Regions from separate parts of the Homo sapiens genome. Here region 2 is linked to region 1. The links are chromatin contacts, found by Hi-C or POLR2A ChIA-PET in ENCODE. All regions are on one chromosome and are shown on one strand. The core of a region is the stretch at or near the end of the contact, and the rest is flanking DNA. Distances in the headings are between cores, read along the strand shown. Region 1 has its middle 190 kb from the start of LNX1-AS2. Region 2 overlaps LOC124900702 (a long non-coding RNA gene).

Region 1 (3,458 bases), core at 470-2,969:
TATGCAAACCAGTCAGGGTGTCTCCAGGAAAACAGGCACCTCTTTAAGGATGTACAGCACAGGGAATGGAAAGCAGGGGATTGGCTATATGGTAGAGAGAGCTGCTGAGAGTTAACACGAGTGATGAGGCAATGCAGAGATTAGCATCAAGAAGCAGGAAGCCACTACCGACTCTGCTAAAGGAAAAAAGAAGGAACCAGAAGCTGAACCACAGTGGACCTGTTTTGGCAAGAGCTGGAACTACAGAGAAGACAGTCACTGCTGCAGAAATCACCCAAGGAAACAAGGAGAGAAATACCCTGGCTTCTCCCTCCTTTCTACCCTCCATTTTTTGCCAGTGTGTCTTCCTGGCCTAACCCAACCAGCTGGAAGTCTGAGACACAAGAGCCTGTGAACTGCAGCCTGCAAGGATCAGCCATCGTGAACTAAAACACAGCAGGCAAAGAGGGAGGATGGATTCAGGGCAAACAGATCCAGGACCAGTACTGCACCTTTAGGGAACTGTGAGTATAACTAGTGTGCCATAATGACAGCCAACATGTATAATAAGCCTTTACTAAATGCCAGAAATTATGCCAGATGTTTAGCATTTTCTATGCATTAACCTCTTTACTTAGTTTAGGTAAGGCACATAAAGAGGAGTGGGAGGAGATGACACTGGGATGTGGAATTAGAGCCAGGCTCACATAACAGAGGGCTCATGTGCCACGCCAACGGGTTTGCACTTTGTCCCGAAGGCACTTGGGAATCAACGAAGGGTTGGAAGAATTATACAGTCCGAGTAGCATTTCCAAAATATCATTTTGTGATCGTGTCTGAAGTTGTGAGGATTGCTAATTCATCAAATAAATAACGGAGGTCTGATGAAGAAGAACTGGGAGTGGGACCAGCTTCCCTTCCTGTTTCCCTCCTCAGAACAAACAGCCTCACTGCTGAACACTTGTGTCATCTGTTGACATAACTCGGATCTTCGTTTACTTTAGCTCAGCAAAACTGGAGTGGCAGACCTTTTTAAAACAAAATATTTATGACTAATCTATACAATAGTTACCATAGTTAATGTATTAATATATTACTCACCTCATTAATACACTTCTGGAGAAATCTACATCCTAGCAATGTTTTACAGAGTTTTTGTTCTATCTTCTAGTTTCTAAAAGTATATTATGGACCTTTTAGTTTTCAACTTTTAAGATAAATCAGTGTTGTTTGTCACTGGGTTGTGGAGGTGGCAGTTGGAGCCAGAACCTCAGATTAACTTGAAGTGTTGATACAATGTTATCACAGAGACAAGACTTATGGCCTTCAAAGGGACATTTAGAATTCCTCTCTTCCAATAACCTCTTTCACAGATGAGAAAAGTGAGCCCACACAGATAAAGCGATTAGCCCAAGGATGTGAAAGTAGTGAGTGGAGGTAGGACTACAACCCAGACTCCCAAACCAGTACTCCTTCCACTCTTGACATTATTGCTAAGGTGTTCAGAGCTAATAAGAAGCTGTCATTTAAAACAATATTACTCAGGTGGTAAAAATTCATCTCACATGGAATTACGCAGAAAAGGGAGTTTATTGGCTCTGGAAATAGTTTTAGGGGATACCAATTTCAGGCATGAGTCAGTCTAGGGAGTCACTATTGTCATCAGGACTAAGCCATGTGCTGTTTCTTGGAAGACTTTCTAGGCTGCTTTCATTCAGTCATGCTCAGCCAGGATGGAGCAAGGTTGTAACCAAATGTCCCAGGCTCTCAACTCATCAGCTTGGTATCTTCAGTGGAAAGGATGTATTTCTTTTCCAAGAATGTGAAAGTCTAGGTATTGAGTTTTATTGGTTTAGTTTGGGCCGTGTGTCCGTTTTTGAACCAATCACTGGAGCCATAGTGAATGGATGGCTCTGATTGGCTAGGTCTGGCTCCTATGTCTGTGCTAGCTTCAGGGGATGGGCTCCACTCTCTGTTTTGGAATTATATATTTGGAAAGTGAGGATGGTAAGATTTCCTGAAGGAATATCAAAGTTCCATCAAAGCAAAAAGGTTAAATGGGTGCTGGGCAGGCACAAACAACTGAAATATACTCCAGACACTGAGACTTATGTCTAGTACAGTGGATTTCTAACATTGGCGAGGTTTTCCTATTGGCTATTATCTTGCTATAGGAAATAATCCCATTTGGGTAAAATGGACTTCTCTTGTGCAAAGTGCATGCTCCACTATGAAATTGAGAGAAGCCAATCGTTCCACGACTTTTAGCCTGTGAAAAGATGATGATCCTGAGTTGAGGTAATATACCTCCACCACCCGCTATGGATCCATGACTGTTGCATCCCAAACAATTCTCTGAGAAACACTCTGTTAACAAAGAAGTTCTTGCCTCAGCTCTGCTTTATAGCCACTCTAGTTAAATAAACTGCATTAAGCATCCAAGATGCCCAGGGAAGCTCAGAGAAAGGAGCTTGAAGTCAGGAGAGTTTGTCTGTTCAGAGCTCTCCCAAAGGAAACAGGGATCCAAATGAATCTGAGCATTGAAATGAAGAAGAATAAGCATGCATGTCAGCATCAGTGTATATTTGGCGGCTTCACTGGACTTGTCATAATCTGTGACAAATTAGCAAAAGCAAGTCAATCTTAGTAAGCAAAAACATATAGGATGTTGTTCCATTGTAATTTAAGCTTTACTGCTTCTATTTTCTGCCTCTGCTCTTTTAGTTCAAAAGTGTATCAAGAATAGTCATGGAAGTTTGACAAAGCATTGTTCATAGGCTTGTTTAAAAGCTACCATCTCTTCGTGGAGAGCAGAGATAAGTGGAGAACTTTGTAAGCATGTTTACAAGGTCAGAAACCATTTTTTTAATCTGAAAAAATAATTTGAATGCATATGGCAAAAGCACAATTCAAAAGTTAAAGGGAAAATGACAAAAATTGAAGAACTATATAACGTATTAAAATCTGATAAAGAATACCTTTTATCTCTTCGATATACTGATTTCTTCCTTTTGGTGTGTATTGCTGTGGGATTGCTGGATCATACAGTAGTTCTGTTTTTAGTTTTTGAGTAACCTCCATACTGTTCTCCCTAAATGCTTGAGGCAATGGATAGCCCAATTACCCTGATTTGATCATTATACACTGTATGCTTGTATCAAAAGATCACATGCACCCTATAAATATGTATAACTATGATGTACCCATAATAATTAAAAATAAAAATTTATTTTAAAAAGAATATATTTTATACATAAAAGGTTCTTACAAAGAAATAGATGAATACCACAACAGAAAAATGGGATAAAAGCATGAATAGCAAATTAATAAAAGAAAAAGAAATGGACAATACATATATGAAAAATTATTTGACCTCACTAGTAATTAAAGAAACAAAATTAAAACAACGAGACACAACTTTTGCTATACTGAATTAGCAAAAGACAGACAATACCCAGTGTTAGTCATGAGTATAAGAG
Region 2 (3,705 bases), core at 1,039-3,538, 130 kb before region 1:
TTGGAATGTGACCTTCTTCTAACCTTTCTCTGAGCACCAGTCCTGGTTTTCAGCGATTCCTTGGACATCTCCCCATCTATATTTTGTAGAAGTATCCAAGTCAACACACTCAAGGCCAAACTCCTGAGTTTCTTACCCCACCCAGCATTTCAGCCTTCCCTTAGTGCTTTTATGAATTACTTTTTCAGTCTTCCCTCGCTATAACTTCGCTTTTCAACATTTACTTTGTTGGCAAAACACTTTGAAACACTGTGCGTCTTACACTTGTACCTGTCTTTCCTTTTGGGTTGTGTCTACCACAAAACTTCGTTACATCTGTTTAAGCACTAACAGTGCCTTCCTTGGCCTCCTTGTCTCTGCTTTCCCTTTGAATCTGCTCCACATCTTCATGGCAGACCAATTTTCCTAAAATTAGCTCCCATCATGTTCCTGCTTGCATCAAAAACCTTTGGTGCTTTCCTGTGGTTGCCTTGGGAATCAAGTCCACCAGCCTGACGTTGAAGCTCTCTGCAGGCTTTCACTGGCATTTCAAGCCATTTATTTGATCTCTTCCCTTTGCGAGTGTAAGTGCGTGGCTGCTCACTGGGCCCACACTCTCCTACCTCTTTGCCTTTGTTCAGCTTCACCATCCCTGTGCCTCTGGAAACCCACCTTTTTTTTTTTTTTTTTTTTTTTGAGACGGAGTTTCATTCTTGTTGCCCAGGCTGGAGTGCAATGGCGCAATCTTGGCTCACTGCAACCTCTGCCTCCTGGGTTCAAGGGATTCTCTTGCCTCAGCCTCCTGAGTAGCTGGGATTACAGGCATGTGCCACCATACCCAGCTAATTTTGTATTTTTAGTAGAGACGGGGTTTCTCCATGTTGGTCAGGCTGGTCTCGAACTCCCGACCTCAGGTGATCTGCCTACCTTGGCCTCCCAAAGTGCTGGGATTACAGCTATGAGCCACCACACCCCGCTGGAAGCCCACCTATTCTATGAACCCGACTCCACAGCTCTCTCTTTTGTGAAGTTTCCCTCAGTTCTCCACTCCTGATGAATACAATCTCTTCTTTGGCAATTTGTATTTTTCTTCTAAGCCAACCCCATTCTGCCTTGTATTATGGTTGTTGATGTATTACGGTTACTGACAAGGTTGGTTCTGCCTTGTCTGATTCTTTTTTTTTTTTCTGAGACGGAGTTTCACTGTTGTTGCCCAGGCTGGAGTGCAATGGCGTGATCTCAGCTCACCACAACCTCCGCCTCCAAGGTTCAAGCGATTCTCCCGCCTCAGCCTCCCCAGTAGCTGGGATTACAGGCATGTACCACCACGCCCGGCTAATTTTGTATTTTTAGTAGAGATGGGGTTTCTCCATGTTGGTCAGGTTGGTCTCGAACTCCTGACCTCAAGCGATCCGCCCGGCCATCTGATTCTTATTTGATGCTTAGTTTATTAAAGGCTAGAACTGTGTCCTTTTCACTTCTGCATGTCTAACAACAGAGGCTTATACATCGCAGGAGCTCAAAAATATGTATAGGACAACAGGAATTACAAAAGAATTAAAGAGTCTTTCCCTATTAAAAGATGACACTAGATATCTATAACTAAGAATAGACAGATACCTGGGCAAAATGTGCACTTTTTGAGTGCTGAGGCTGCAATCCTTTATTGGGTACAATGACATGTCCACATAAGCTTTTCCCAAAGAATGTGAATGAAGTTCGACCCAATATGATGACATCCAGGGCAGGGGACAAGATTCCCTTTCTGGGACCTAAATTTTTTTGTGTACAGGGCGTACATGGATTCTATTCTGAAATGACTAAAAATTCTCTAAATAGCTCCAAGAGGGAAGTCTGTCTTCCCCTCCCCACATACTGATGATATCTGAGCACAAGGAGAAGCCACTGACAAATGTAGAAACCTGGTCCTCATCTGCAAAAATGAGTGCTTTGAACTAAATAAACCTTATAACCTGTTATAGTTTGAGAAATATTACATATTCCATTATTTTCCTGGAGAGGTTTAGCCGATCATACTGAAAAACAGAAACCAAACCCCAAAACTCACCAATGGTTAAGCTTTCGTCTAGGGAAAAAAGTGACTTTTACGAGCACACTGCTTATTTTGTGGTGACTGCAGAGCCCAATATCTAATCTGCTTCCCCACTTCCTGTGTTATGAAATGCTGGACATAGTTTTCTCTTGGCTCAGTGGCAATTTGATAAAGAGCGAAGAGCTGAGATGAAAGACATAGTGAACACTGCCCTCTTTTGTCCACCCTGGGTTTCTGCCACTTCTCTTTGGTAAGTGTATCAGGCAGACACGAGTTAAAGTCGTGCTAGTTAAGTAAACCTTGGTGTGTAATTCCATTTCAGTTGTTCTCTGCGTGACTCCCCGGTTTCAGCAGTGTGGAACATCTTTATTTTGGTGTCATAAACATTTCAGCTTACCCAAGCCTGCCACTTTGCGCCAGAAACCATTTAATGATGGTTGTTCGGTGCCGACCCCAAAAAAGTGGATGTAAAGCAAAAAAGAGGCTCTATTGTCTGAGGTTTTCCTGCTCCGTTTGGATTACCAGGGAGTTAAAGATAAAACCCCAGGCAGAAAGCTACATGTCAGCAGTAAGGGAACAAGATTACCTTCCACGTTACTCATTTAGAAGAGACGGCTTTTGTCTTAGTGTTTTGAGAAATTCTTCTTAAATAATTTGGTTATGACTTTCTTGTGTGTTGTGTGAGATATGTAGGAAGGAGCTTTATAAAGGAAATATAGTGCCACGTTGCTTAAATTTATTGAGGCAACCCTAGCAAGAGAAGTGCATTTCTGTTTGTAGAACAACTTATACATTTTTCATAGGCATAAACAGAAATTAAAAATTAATATGGGCTGGGTGCAGTGGCTCATGCCTGTAATCCCAGCACTTTGGGAGGACAAGGCGGTGGATCATCTATGGTCAGGAGTTTGAGACCAGCCTGGCCAACATGGTGAAACCCCATCTTTACTAAAACTACAAAAATTAGCCAGTCGTAGTGGCAGGTACCTGTAATCCAGCTACTCAGGAGGCTGAGGCAGGATAATCAGTTGCACCTGGGAGGCAGAGGTTGCGGTGAGCCGAGATCATGCCACTGCATGCCAGCCTGGGAAACAGAGCAAGAAAAATAAAATTAATATGACCTCCTTTCTTGGCTGACCTGAATCATACTTTGCAGTTATTTTTTTTCTTGTGAAAGTGAGTTTGTATTTGGAAGGTCTGCAGAGAACACCAGGGATGAAGAGGTAGAGGAGGGAATAACGTTAGTTAGGAGTACAGTTTAGAGTGCTGTTGGCTGTTTGCCCAAATGCAAATTATTTAATTTGATCTGAAAGCTTTAAATGTAATATTTGTGAGGATTCAGTCCATCAGTAAATCATCAGATATGTGTGTACATTTGCTGTGTACCCAACTAGGCATCAGGGCGTACATGACAATAGGGGAGATTGTGTTCTGGTTGGAAAAGGAAGAATTAATTTAAGAAAATAGTTTGGAGTCTGCTTCCTATAATTTTGTTCTTAAATTTTAACCTAGTGGCAGCAACTTTATGTCCTTTCTCTCCCAGGACAGTTCTAGGGACAAATATTTAGCTCCACTGTGCCTACCAGGGAATTGTATTTTATAGAACGTGTGCTTTGATTGGCAGCTTGAAAAACATGGTTAAAGTCGTGATCAGCACGAATGGAACAGTCAGG

The links. Hi-C counts contacts between places; a loop is a spot of excess contacts on that map. ChIA-PET counts read pairs that join two places held with the same protein, here RNA polymerase II (POLR2A). Pooled maps may share reads with other maps.
Region 2: a loop to region 1 is called in a map of PC-3, with 4 times the contacts of the local background. The contact joins two enhancer-like sites. A Hi-C loop is called at or near these places in 3 of 168 maps with a recorded cell type or tissue (Caco-2, IMR-90 and PC-3) and 2 of 50 pooled maps. POLR2A ChIA-PET finds 5 or more read pairs at or near these places in 3 of 52 experiments (AG04449, AG04450 and K562).

Annotation. Positions count from the first base shown.
Region 1 is chr4:53,779,297-53,782,754 of GRCh38, reverse strand. No RefSeq gene overlaps it. Among named protein-coding and RNA genes, the nearest start is that of LNX1-AS2, 190 kb to the right of the region's middle. Within about 2 kb of position 1,719, at least 3 of the 41 ENCODE cell types and tissues checked have a DNase peak (open chromatin) inside an H3K27ac peak, as active enhancers do.
Region 2 is chr4:53,907,359-53,911,063 of GRCh38, reverse strand. The region is part of intron 1 of LOC124900702 (a long non-coding RNA gene); the gene reads right to left. Among named protein-coding and RNA genes, the nearest start is that of CHIC2, 160 kb to the left of the region's middle. Within about 2 kb of position 2,288, at least 6 of the 41 ENCODE cell types and tissues checked have a DNase peak (open chromatin) inside an H3K27ac peak, as active enhancers do.